3 separate regions of the Homo sapiens genome follow, and regions 1 and 2 are each linked to region 3. The links are chromatin contacts, found by Hi-C in ENCODE. All regions are on one chromosome and are shown on one strand. The core of a region is the stretch at or near the end of the contact, and the rest is flanking DNA. Distances in the headings are between cores, read along the strand shown. Region 1 holds the start of LSM14B (LSM family member 14B). Region 2 holds the start of PSMA7 (proteasome 20S subunit alpha 7). Region 3 holds the start of CSTF1 (cleavage stimulation factor subunit 1).

What was found. Hi-C counts contacts between places; a loop is a spot of excess contacts on that map. Pooled maps may share reads with other maps.
Region 1: a pooled map shows a loop between it and region 3 (28-fold over the local background). The contact joins the promoter of LSM14B here to the promoter of CSTF1 in region 3. A Hi-C loop is called at or near these places in 2 of 37 single-sample maps with no recorded cell type and 9 of 50 pooled maps.
Region 2: a pooled map shows a loop between it and region 3 (18-fold over the local background). The contact joins the promoter of PSMA7 here to the promoter of CSTF1 in region 3. A Hi-C loop is called at or near these places in 2 of 37 single-sample maps with no recorded cell type and 5 of 50 pooled maps.

What each region holds. Positions count from the first base shown.
Region 1 is chr20:62,121,077-62,125,140 of GRCh38, reverse strand. LSM14B (LSM family member 14B) reads right to left here and starts at 2,666. Exons shown (of 9, transcript NM_144703.3): 1 at 2,348-2,666; 2 at 361-524. The coding sequence starts at 2,474. It overlaps LOC105372706 (a long non-coding RNA gene), which reads left to right and starts at 1,457. Exons shown (of 3, transcript XR_936963.2): 1 at 1,457-1,685. RefSeq lists enhancers at 1,090-1,777, 1,778-2,466, 2,467-3,154 and silencers at 1,818-2,357, 2,518-3,607.
Region 2 is chr20:62,141,007-62,145,138 of GRCh38, reverse strand. PSMA7 (proteasome 20S subunit alpha 7) reads left to right here and starts at 1,745. Exons shown (of 7, transcript NM_002792.4): 1 at 1,745-1,931. The coding sequence starts at 1,836. It overlaps SS18L1 (SS18L1 subunit of BAF chromatin remodeling complex), which reads right to left and starts at 1,370. Exons shown (of 11, transcript NM_198935.3): 1 at 1,250-1,370. The coding sequence starts at 1,318. RefSeq lists silencers at 894-943, 974-1,033, 1,154-1,863, 1,904-2,543.
Region 3 is chr20:56,391,141-56,395,679 of GRCh38, reverse strand. It overlaps CSTF1 (cleavage stimulation factor subunit 1), which reads right to left and starts at 3,035. Exons shown (of 6, transcript NM_001324.3): 1 at 2,967-3,035; 2 at 1-159. The coding sequence starts at 127. It overlaps AURKA (aurora kinase A), which reads left to right and starts at 3,465. Exons shown (of 9, transcript NM_198437.3): 1 at 3,465-3,512. RefSeq lists an enhancer at 3,080-3,319.

The DNA of each region.
Region 1 (4,064 bases), core at 1,417-3,916, 5.7 Mb before region 3:
TTGGGAGGCCAAGGCGGGTGCATCACAAGGTCAAGAGATTGAGACCATCCTGGCCAACATGGTGAAACCCCGTCTCTACTAAAATTACAAAAATTAGCTGGGCATGGTGGTGCGTCCCTGTAGTCCCAGCTACTCGGGAGGCTGAGGCAGGAGAATTGCTTGAACCTGGGAAGCCAAAGTTGCAATGAGCTGAGATCACGCCACTGACCTCCAGCCTGGTGACACAGCGAGACGCTGCCTCAAAGAAAAAAAAAAAAAGGTTATTCCTCACATTGAGCGTTCTGACCAAACATGCCACCAAGCTCCAAATGGAAACCAGCATCTCCTACAGCATGCACAGAGGGACAGTGGCACACTTACCTGAACAATGGCGGGATCCTGCGGGAGTGTGTGCTGAGCTTTCGGAGGTTCACACACAGTGATATCCTTGATGTCACTTCCTCGGAAAATGATGTACTCATAAATCTCCTCTCTGGGGGGCGCAGGCCTATCTGTGGGACGGTCTTCAGTGCCAAAGGACCTCACTTATGAGTGGAGAAAGAGAAGCGTTATTGTTGTCCTCAGCCAGTTCAATCAACCCTGACACCACTGCTCCCAAGCCTTCCAAAAGACGGCGACACTTGCTCAGAGCCACAACACAGCACCCCAGGTCCACATTTCAACAACTACTTAATGCCCCGATTTTCAATGGACAGTGCTGATAATGCACCAATTGGTGAAGCTCCAGACAACAGACAGCTCTAGATCACAAAGATGACAAGGAACAATTTCACAGACTGACAGTCTGATGTGCGAAGGCACCAACGTACAGAGCTCTCAGCAAAACAAGGCTTGCTTCGTAAGGCCTCCCTGTTCACGTTTGACTCTGTAGATCCAACAGCCAGCCGGCTGCTTTATGCCCAAAGCCTCACCGCACATTGCGCCTGAGGAGGCAGTTTTCTCACAAAGGAATCTAGACGAGTGTTGCCCTTACCCTTCTATCCATAACAAACCTTGGAACAGCTGTAACAGAAAACAAAGGGAGACAGGGTCCCAGGATTATGGACCTCTGACCCCGGCTTCCGCATCTATAAGGAATTGAGTCTACTAACCCCTAACCAGCAGGCTTCCAGGAGCGCCCAAGTCTCTTTCTAGCAAGCCTCTAGGGGCAGAGGTGGGTGGGACAGCAGCCTCTAACTGGTAAGACACAACTCCTGCTAACTCCTGGGCCTACTCTGGGCCTCAGCTTCTCTAACTGGGCTCTCCTGTAATAAGTGTAGTGAGGTTCCATGGCTGCAAGTGAGTGCATAGCCCTGGCATACTCAACAAGCTCCTGAAGCCACGCAGGAGACGGGCTTCAAAAGGAGACACTCCCTGTTTGGAATGAGTGCGTTCTTCTACACATGAAGTTCCCTGTGACCTAAGCAGCGTTTCAGACGCGTCTAGACACTTCAAGAACCCCTGGGAGCCTAGCGCCAGATCCAGCACACACACGGGCTTAGGCAGACGTGGCTCCACGGGCACTTTTCTCTGAGAGGCAGGGGAAGTGCACTCCCCGTCTTCTCTGGGTGATGAAGACAAAGAAACTCTGGACCACCCGCTGCCTCAACAACCTCAGAGATTCTGACTCTAAAGAGCCCCCCTCCTGTAAGTCCTCCAGCGGCCACAGCCGGTTACGAGCACCCACAGGCGGCTGTCACCAAAAGGTAAGCCCCACAGTGGGAAGGTCAGGATAGAGCAGGAGAACCGTTTAAACCGGGGCATCTGGCTGCCAACGGATGCTTCTGCCTTGGCAGGAGGCCGCATTAGGACGCGGTATTTGTTCAGGATCAAGGCCCCAGCTGTCTAATAAGTTCCAGAAAGGCTTGCAGGATTCGCGTGTTGTGACCCCACCCCCAGCCTTCGGGAGACGCCGGGACACTGGCCCCGCCACCCGACCTCGAGGCTCCCCCGCAGGGATCCCCCCAGGCTGGCGGGGAGGAGGCCCGCTGACGGGAGCCGCCCTGCTCCTCGGAGCTGGCACCTGCAGAGGTGGGCTGGGCGGCCGAGGGGGCGGCACCGCGGGGGCCGGGCCCGCCCCTCACCAAACACCGCCGGGCGCCCGCGCACAATCCCGCCGCCCTGGGAGCCCAGGGAGACCATTGTGCGGCCGGCTACGCTGGGGGAGGGTGGCGCGCGGGAAGGGGGCGCCTCGGGGGCGTCCGGGGTGAAGGCGCGGGCAGGGGATCTCGGGCCGGGTGTGCCCTGGGTGGGTTCTGGGCGGGGTCTGGGCGCCAGGCTCCGGGGCGCCCCGGGGCGGGGAGGGCACCGCAGGCCGGGGCTGTTGGCGGACGGGGGTCAGCGGGCTCGGGCGGGCGGCGGCCGCTACCTTTGGCGAGCGCCACGGTGGAGTTGTCGGTGTCGATGGTGTAGAGAATGCCCTCGTAGCGGATCTGCGCCTTGGAGATGAGGCTGATCTTGCTGCCCAGATACGGGGTGCCTGAGGAGCCGCTCATGGCGGCGGCCGGGGTGCGTCGGGCCGCGGTGGGGAAGGAGCGCCGGGCCGCGGCCCGCTCCGCCGCCGCGCGGTGGCCTGGCCGCCCGCTCCTGCGCTCCTCCGCCCGCCGCCGCCTCCGCCTGGGCGCCTCCTCGCCACCGCCCGAGGGGCCTGCGCGGGCACCGAGCGAACCAAGAAGGGGCGCGCGACTGGGGCTCTGAGAGGAGCGCGGGGGAGGAGGGGCCGCCGCAGCCACATCCGGGGCCTCGCGCCGCCACGCACCGCCACGCACCGCCCCTTCACGCTCGCCGCCCATTGGCTCGCCGCGCCCGCCGTCCTTTAAATATGGCCGGGCCGCCAGCTGGGGGGCGGGCCCTCGCGTCGTTCCTGCGCAGCAAGGCGCCGCTGGCCGGGGGCGGGTCTCCCCGGCGATCCGCCCCACCCTCGGCCGGCTCCCGGCGGGCCCCTCGCGGAGCTGGGAGCACGAGACTGAGCGGGCGGGGGGAGGGGTGGGAAGCGGCCCGGGAGGAGCGCGCGTGCGCGTGGGCGGGCGGCTGCGGTTTGCACGCTCAGTGGGCGGGACCGGGGAGGAGCGCCAGGCCCCGCCCGCGCGCGTGCCGGCGCCGCCCCGGACCCTGGGCGCCGCGAACACGGGGGCTTTGCCCCCTTGGCCTCAGTTTCCCCTCCTACAGAAGTGGGGTCCGGACGACTCCCCTATCTTGGGCCAGATGCGCCTATAGCCCTCACCCTCATGGGGGACCGGGGAGTGGCGGAGGCCCTGGGCGCCGGGTGTTCCCGGGCAGCCCCGGGACTCCCGCCCCAGTGCCCAGGTGCCGGCGGGGGGCGGGCGCGGCGGCAGCTCCCGGGAAGGCGGCGCTTCCGGCGTGGCAGCCTCTAAATATAACATGCTGAGCACACTTTCTCTTTTAATCCTGCCCCTCCTCCCAAAGCCTGCCGCAGCTTTCCATTTCCCTTAAAATAAATTCTGACTGGCTACCGGGGGCCTCGGAGCCTCCGCTCGTACCCGGGGCTGCGGCCCGGAGGCCTTGCCCACCTCCCCGGCCGTGGAGGAAGCTCGGCCGCCCGCCGTCGCTTAGCTGCGGGCCCTCCTCGCGTATACTCCGCGTGATTAGTGACCGAGGGCGCGCGGTGTGTGCTTTTTTTGCTTCCGTCTTGACCGTGAACATCATCAGATCACGGACCAATATTGGGTCCTGGAAAAAAAAAGTAGTGGGTGGTGACTATAAAAATGCAATAGGCTGGGCGCGGTGGCTCACGCCTGTAATCCCAACACTTTGGGAGGCGGAGGCGGGCGGATCACTTGAGGTGAGGAGTTCAAGACCAGCCTGGGCAAAATGGTGAAACCCTGTCTCTACTCTAAAAATACAAAAAAACTAGCCGGGCGTGGTGACAGACACGTGTAATCCCCAGCTACTCGGGAGTCTGAGGCAGGAGAATCGCTTGAGCCTGAGACGTGAAGATTGCAGTCAGCAGAGATCTCACCACTGCATTCCAGCCTGGGCGACAGAGCTAGACCCCGTCTCAAGAAAAATAATAATAAAAATGAAATAGAATAAGCTAGAAGATATCAGATGGCGTGGTGGGTGGC
Region 2 (4,132 bases), core at 496-2,995, 5.8 Mb before region 3:
TGCCACACTTGTAAATCTGTATTTCTGCTATTCTCAATCTCTCCTGTTCAGAGTTGGCCAAGGTTCTCATTTGTTAAGACCATCAAATTTCTAAAACTAGCAACAGCAAAGGTAGTCTCAAAATAGGCGATAGATTTAGGACAACTTCCACAGGAGACTGGCACGTCATCAAGGAATAACAGCCTCAGTCAAGGTCAAGGTGAACCCCCTTAGGGAGACAAGCGGCTCCTGGGAACCTAGGAATACCACTGTTTATCCCTGCAATCCCACCAGGGTGAAGACGGAGTCAGAGTTTAGGAAAAAAAACCAATGTCATTCCAACAGATGTTGTGACAACTGAAACGGGTATGGCTAATGCTGATTTTCTTCCGAATCTGTCTTCTACAGAAAAAACAGCAGAAAATACAAAGTCTCAATTTCAAAACTTAGGGCTTTGGATAACGGTGTCCCAAACCCACATAAACGCTGTCTCTTGAAAACCACAAGGCCGAACTTACGGAGCTAGAAGAAAGGTTGTGGAGCAAATCCGTCAAGTTTGTTAGGCGAGGCGGCTGGCGAGGGTGTCACGCTGAAACCCGGCGTAGCCGCGAGGATACGGAGGGGGCGGTGCGCTCCCTACGGGGCCGGGCTGCGTAACGATGCCCCGCAAATGGGGATCGGGACGCGTCCTTCCGTGCCTCCATCGTTCGCGCCTCGCTCCAGGAGCAAGAGGGGCAGCCCCGGCCACAGTCCCCGCGGTCGCAAGTGCGCCCGGAGGCCGACCCGGGCCCCTCACCACTAACCAAAATGAGCGCAGAAAACGAGTACCGCCCGCCGTCGCCACCGAAGCTGGCTGCGGAGCGCGACAAGCCCTCGCCGCGGCTCCGGCCCCGAGGGGTCCCCGTGCGCCCGGCATAGCCCAGGACAGTTCCCAGCGCGCGCCGCGGACTCGGGGGACAGCGCGCTCGGGGGCCGGCAGCCTCCAGCGTCCGCCCGGCCCCCACCGCCCAGTGCCCCGGCCCGAGGGACCCGCGCGCCCCAACAAAGTTGGCGCAGGCTCTCCGGGGACCGCCCCCCACACGGCCGGGTGCCCGCCGGCGCGCAGGCGTGGGACGCGGGGAAGGGCACGGGGCCGCCGTCGGGGCTCGCGGCCGCCCGGCTGCGCCCCGGCTTTGTTCGCGCCCCGCGCCCGCCAGCTGCCCGCGCCCCGTCCCCGCGCGCGCCCGCCCGCAGACCCGCCGCCCAGCGCCGCCGCTCCGGCCCGGCCCACCTTCTGGATGGTTTGCTGCGTAACCTCCCCTTTGCCTCTTGGCCGGGCAGACGCGAAGGCCACGGACATGGTGGCGGCGCGGGGCTCAGCCCGTGGTCATCGAGGTGGATACTCCGGCTGCGCTGGGCGGCCCGAGGCGCTCATTATCCGCAGTCGCGGAGGGGGGGAAGGGGGCGGGAGCGCGGGGGGCGCCGCGTCGTGGGCTCGTCCGCCCCGTCGCCGTCGCCGCGCCTCCGGGCCCGCGGCGCCGCCGCTCCGCCCTGCAGAACGGTCTGCGGCCCAGTGCCGAACGGTGGCCCCCGGCGACCCCCTCGCACCCAGCGCCCGGCCCTCGCCGGAGCACCGCCTCCCACCCCCGGCCACCGGTGGTTCGGCCTGACCCCGCCCCGGCGCGCGCCATCACGTCCGCCCGACGCCGCCTGACGCTGCCCGTCGCCGCCTGACGCCGCCCGTCGCCGGCAGCGCAGGACACGGCGCCGAGGGTGGGGCGCGGGCGTAGTGGCGCCGGGAGTCGCGGGTGCGCGCGGGCCGTGAGTGTGCGCTTTTGAGAGTCGCGGCGGAAGGAGCCCGGCCGCCGCCCGCCGGCATGAGCTACGACCGCGCCATCACCGTCTTCTCGCCCGACGGCCACCTCTTCCAAGTGGAGTACGCGCAGGAGGCCGTCAAGAAGGGCTCGACCGCGGTGAGGCGGCGGGGCCTGCGCGGGGCCGGGGACGCGGGCGGAAGTGGGGCTGGGGAGCCCAGAGAGGGCCGGGGCCGGGCGCGGCGCTGTGGGCGCCCGCGGGCGTGCGCGGGGCAGCGGCGCGGGCGGTCAGGGCTGTAGCTGAGCGCGGGCCCCGCTGCCGGTCTCCACGAGTGCCTGCAGAGGCGGCGTTTGGCGTGAGCCGCGAGCGCTCGTTCTCCCCACTCAGCGCCTCGCTTGGGGCCCGGCCTCGCGTGGGGCCCCGGGCACGGGGGCCGTGACGACGCCATCTTGAGCACCCCTGGCCCCGGCCGGGCGCGTGGGTCGCGCCGCCGCCCCGGCGAGCAGAGGCCGGGCGAGGGCCGCTCTGGGCCGCGGAGCGCGGGGGGTAGGCCGTGCGCTCGCTGGGGGGCTGTTCACGCAGCCGGGTGGCTGGGGAGCGAACTACTCAAACCCCCCTTATGGGGACCCCCACCCGCTCCGGGGCAACACTTATTCTCTAGGCCCAGGTGGGCTTCGAGAACAAAGCGGCTCGCTGGCCTGGCCGGTGGCGGGCGCCTCCCAGGTCTCCGCACTCTGCCGGGAGGAGCCTTCCCGGGGCCGGGCTGCAGCCGCCCGGGTCAGGACTGGTTTGGACGCGGCCGTTTCGTTTTGACGAGGGCTCGTGTACATTGACCTTAGTGACATTGTTTGAAACTTAAATTCGTACCATCAAGACGTGTCAGTTTAATTGGTCAGTCTGTGAGATCGTTATTCTTTTATCATCTGGTATTCAGAGGTTTGAGCAGGCAGAGAAAGCAGCACACACGGTTCTGTAAATTTTGATTTGTTTTCATTTTCTGAATCTTTGTTTTGAAATGAAGGCCCAGTATTCATCAGGTGATCTAACTCAGCTTAAAGAGGACTAGGAGTCGGCTGACCCCTGTACCCACCCCAATACTGCCACCCCCGCCAGCTGGCCGCCGCTGGCTTTAACGAACCCATATAGCTTCTCTGGGCCTCGAGTCAGTCGAAGGTCAAGTGAGTCAGTACCTGAGAAAGCTCCCAGAAAACCCAAACACTTCAGATCAATACTTCTCAGCCAGGGATGGTTTTGGGCCCACACGGAGCCACTGGCAGTGTGTGGAGACTTTTCCAGTGGTAAGACCTTGCAGAGGTGCTCTTGGCATTTGGAGGGTAGAGGCCAGGGACGCTGCTCAATATCCCACCCGTGCTCAGGGCGGCAGGCACAGGGAGATCCCCCTGCCCAGGTGCTCACAGTGCTGAGCTGGAGAAGCCCTGCTCTAAACCAGGAGGCGCTGTTTATCCCAATGATGGTTCCCTTTGTTTCTGGCTTGACTCGGGTTGACTGTCAGTGATTGTTCATGCTTTTAATAACAGCCATATCCTTCTCCAGCATCAGCCATAAACAGTTTGGGATAACACTTGACACCTTGTCCACTGACGGCAAATCAGGCCCCTTCTCATGGCTGTCACATGAGTATGTCACAGTGCAGGAAACAGTGCATTGTGGCTCAATATAATTTCACAACTACAGAAACACTGCCTTCAGAACACCAGACTTGAGTGAAAGTCTCAGGCTTCCAGGCTTTGCATGGGACTGATTCATTGGGTTGAAAGGAAACACATGCCGATTATATAATGGTTACTTACTAGCTATGTTGTAACTAAAACTACATCTCAGTATTTGAAAGGCCCAGGTTGGGCACCTAGGTGAGCACGCCTGGGCTAGCTCTACCAGCAGTAGATGAATACCCCTGGGTTTGCAGGATGTGGTGCCAGCCACAGTGACAGACAAGTAGAGGAGAAAGGGGTGTGGGTGAACGCACCTTCCAGTGGGAGCTGCTACCCGGAGTACGTACCCCCCAGGACCCAGGTTCAGATCTGCTCCTACTGCTCGCTGCCTGGCAGTAGAACCATGTATCACTTTTTTGGGAGGATAGGGTGGGGTGAGGGGACAGGGTCTTGCTGTCTCTGTCTCCCAGCCGTCATGGCTCACTGCAGCCTCCACCTTCCAGGCTCTAGCGATCCTCCCACCAGCCCCCACAGTAGCTGGGACTACAGGCTTCAGCCACCACACCTGGCTAATTTTTGTACTTTTTGTAGAGACAGGGTTTTCCCATGTTGTCCGGCTGGTCTTGAACTCTTGAATTTAAGTCATCCACCCACCTCAGCCTCCCAAAGTGCTGGAATTAACAGGC
Region 3 (4,539 bases), core at 1,786-4,285:
CAGACTGAGGCTTGATTTCATTGATGAGGCCATTGGCGATGCTGATGTAGCCGTCATATAGCAGCTGGCTAATGATCAGCTTGTAGAGCTGCTGGCGGTCCTTCAAGCCCACTTTGGTTCTGTACATCTTGGAGAAAAGGAAGACAGTTTCCCTGCCAGCTGCAAAAACGGAAAATGGACGGTGAAGGGTACAGGCTCTAGTAAATCACAGAAGCAACATAGGACTCTTTGGTCAGACTTAATCTTGCAGGACTCAAATCCCATCTCTACTAGCTGCATTATCTTTGGTCAGTGACCTCATTTCTCTAAGCCTGAGGTTCTTCAGCTGTTAAGTTACTGGAAGTTAAACACGGTGGTGCATATAAAGCCCTGAGCACAGTGCCTGGCATACAGAAATTGTTCAAGTCATGTTAGCCAGTGTTTACGGTACAATCTCTCACCAACTTTTCTTCTCCACCAAACTAGCTACCTATGATTTTTGTTCTTTATTGTTATCCCAGAATCTTCCATTACTTCTGTTAATTAAACATTGACTGGTACCTGCAATATGCAAGATAGCTGCTATTTTGTCAAGATCTAGACTGCTGGTTCCACTAGCTGAGCTGTATGTTTACTAATCTTTTATGCTCATTCTCAAAACCTGTTTTAAGGCAACTGAGCTTGTTACTGTAATTATATAATCTAATTAGACAGTAAATCAAAATATGAAGCAAAAAAAAGCAACTGTACTACAAAAACTCCAACCGAGTTAAATGCGTTAGAAAGGCTCAAAGGTGAGCTGCCCAATAAAATATTGCCAATCAAGGTCAAAACAATAAAAATGAAAAAAAAAACAGTAATAATCGGGAAGGATTGTGCATGCACTGACTTACAAGTGTCTAAGTTTTCCTTCAGTCTTAAGAGACAAAAAACTGTAAATGGTTTCTGGCTTATTCAAAAAAGAACTCCAACTGTTCAACATGATAATTTGCTTACCAAAAATCAATGCCTTTATGTATGTGTATGTTTGGACCAAGATTAAAAGGCTACAGGTGTCTGGGGACAGCAATAAAGAATAAAAGTGACCTCAGAGCCTGATTTCTTTTTTCTTTTTGAGACGGAGTCTCGCTCTGTCGCCCAGGCTTGAGGGCAGTGGCGCGATCTCGGCTCACTGCAACCTCCGCCTCCTGGGTTCAAGCTATTCTCCTGTCTCAGCCTCCCGAGTAGCTAAGACTACAGGCGCCCGCCACCACACCAGGCTAATTTTTGTATTTTTAGTAGAGACGGGGTTTCACCATATTGGCCAGGCTGGTCTCGAAACTCCTGACCTCAGGTGATCTGCCTGCCTCCGCCTCCCAAAGTGCTGGGATTACGGGCGCGAGCCACTGCGCCTGGCCCAGAGCCTGATTTCTTACACACTGTATGACACTGATGGTGTTAATAATAACCAATAACATTAAGCACTTCCTGCATGCCAGATACCGTCATGCTAAGTACTTTGTAAGCATCAGTTCACTGAATAAAATCATTCAATGTATTCAAGTATATGAAGTAGTACATGAACATAGTAGGTCTATGCTTGAGTAGAAAATCCTGGGACACAAATAAAGATGATGAAATGGGTTCAAGGAGGTCAGGACACCTACTCAACGTAAAAAGTGGCTGAGTTACTTGTCCAAGGTTAAAGCACACCAGAATTGCCAACTCCAGATCCCTGAGCTTAACCACTGAAGGAGTTCAGGAAATGCCAGCCCAAAACAAGATGCTTTGGCGGGCTGATTACCTTGAACTGAGGGCACCTGGAGAACAGCAGGCGGGAAGAGGCTTTCCCTGTGCTTTCCTTACCTGCCTAAAGTCTGACCCTCCAAAAATACCTCAATTGTCACGAATCCTTATAAACCAGGGAAGATTAACTCGGATCACATGAGAGATTAGAGGCTGACACCACCCAGAAGATCACCTATTCTGTCTGCATAACAAACTTGATTCACCATACATTTCCTCCGTTCACCGTCCCATAACTTGTGTTAGAGCTGCTTCCCGCCCCCCGCCCCCAATTCTCTATTCATTCCTTTCAGTAGCTCAGGATGCCATGTAGGCTTTAATCATCTGACTTCAACTTTTAGTCTCGTATTTTGTGGGACTCCTGTACGTAATTAAATATCGTTTTTCTCCCATGGACAATGTTCAGTTACCCGAAAAAAATGGGAGATTCTTAAGTACCAATAAAGAATGAAAATCACAAGTGGGTAGTCTGGCAAAGAAAAGTTGATGAGAGATTCTACTGTTAACGTTGGGTTAATATGACTCGAATAATTTCCGTATGCTAGCTCAATGCTTTACATGCACATCCTGTTTACCCTGCAGTAATCTGTTAATTCGTCTTATGTGAATTTAACTCTTAGTCCTAATAAGGTACCTGGAAGGATGGAGGGAAGCCATTTTTGGTTCCCCTACACCACTGTTCTATCCGGTCTCTTCACTTCTGCTGAGCACATCCCGGGTGTACATACACACACACACACACACATATGTGTGTGTATATATATGTATATGTGTGTGTGTGTGTATATATATATATATTTTAAGTGGCCCACCCCTAACTTCTCAACTCCCACAGAACGTTCACTCGCCAGGTAAACAGAAGCCTAATTATCCCCAATTTGCAGGTGAGCACACGAGGACAAGAACCCGATCCAGGACCGGATACATCGCAGTTGGAAAGGCTAGAACACAGATGCCCCCTCACTATATGCGCCGCGACCATCTGGATGCAGAGGCGAACTAAGGACTGGGTGGGAATGGAAGCGAGGCCCTTCGAGAAGAGGAAGGGGTGCAGGCCAAGCCGGGCAACTTAGGAAACGCAAAGTAGAGGCGCATGCCACCTTGCTAACTCTCGACTCTTCCAGTCTCGCCCCAGTCGTTTCTGTGGTTTTCTCTAAATGCCCCAGCCGACCGCACCAGCTACTCTCCCCGTGTCCCAGTACCAGCTGGTCCGGTTCTCTTGGTATCCCGCTCTCTCCTGGAAAAATGGAGGCGCGAATCCTGCCCAATCTACCGCTCCGAGCGCACGTTCACTGCGCACGCTGAAAGGGCGCCAAGCCGACCGCTGCGCTATCGATCGGTCCCACTCTCTCTTGCTTTTCTCGCCATCTTACTTACTGGCACGTTCAAAGGTTAGTTCACCTCCTTGGACTTTATCTCCAATGCGTCAAGCTTGACGTCAAGGGGCTGTTGCTTCACCGATAAATGGCCGACCGCGGAGAGCACCCTGGGGCTGGGACTGCCACAGGTCTGGCTGGCCGTTGGCTCCACCACTTCCGGGTTCTTAGGGAGCAAGTGCGCCTGCGCGCGGTGTGCGCCCTTAAACGCGACTCAAGGCGTCGGGTTTGTTGTCAACCAATCACAAGGCAGCCTCGCTCGAGCGCAGGCCAATCGGCTTTCTAGCTAGAGGGTTTAACTCCTATTTAAAAAGAAGAACCTTTGAATTCTAACGGCTGAGCTCTTGGAAGACTTGGGTCCTTGGGTCGCAGGTGGGAGCCGACGGGTGGGTAGACCGTGGGGGATATCTCAGTGGCGGACGAGGACGGCGGGGACAAGGGGCGGCTGGTCGGAGTGGCGGAGCGTCAAGTCCCCTGTCGGTTCCTCCGTCCCTGAGTGTCCTTGGCGCTGCCTTGTGCCCGCCCAGCGCCTTTGCATCCGCTCCTGGGCACCGAGGCGCCCTGTAGGATACTGCTTGTTACTTATTACAGCTAGAGGTACAAGGGGTTTGTTGAGTGGTGTTGACATGCGCGGGAGGGGTGGGTGGGCTTCAGATTGGATTTTGTCCTCCGAGATCACCTGGGTAAGAAAAGCACAGAAGGTCTCTGCTGTGTTGGAGTTCACGTTCTAGTGGGTGGGGAGACAGACGGTAAGCGTACGGAGAACTTGCAGCTGGGGTGGGTGTTACAGAGGAAAAGCAGGAGTGCGGTTTAACGGGGGCCGCTTTAGATAGAATAGCCTAAGAAGGCCCTTGTCCTGGCTGGATGAGTGGGTGAATTGATGAATGAGAACCTCCTTGCAGAGGCCTTCCCGGTCCGTACTTCTCAGACCGTAGACCTTGGAGCAGTTGTACCGGGATAACTTGCAGTGCTTGTTAAACATATAGCTCCACCGAGAGCCCGGTAAATCAGAATCTCTGAGGGGTAGGACCCAGGTGTCTAGTTATTAACAAACTCTCCAGATGATTCTTAGGTTTCATTGAGAACTAGGGATGCAGACCGGTGCATACAAATCGTCTGGGGACGTTAAAATGCAGAATCTGTTTTTTTAGACCTGGGGTTAGGCCTCAGAGTCTCCATTTCTAAGAACCATCCGGCTGAGGTAGACGTAGCCACTGTCCTTAACTCTCGTAATGTCTCTTCCTCTTCCGTAACCTTCCTTGTCCCTTGAATTAAACGTTTTTCAGCAACCTACTCAGTTCGTCCTTCCCTTCATCTCTGCAGACATGCACAGGTCTGAGGGAGGAAGGAATAAACCGTATAAACCTCCTGCGCTATTAGCCTAACAGCTTTTCTATTC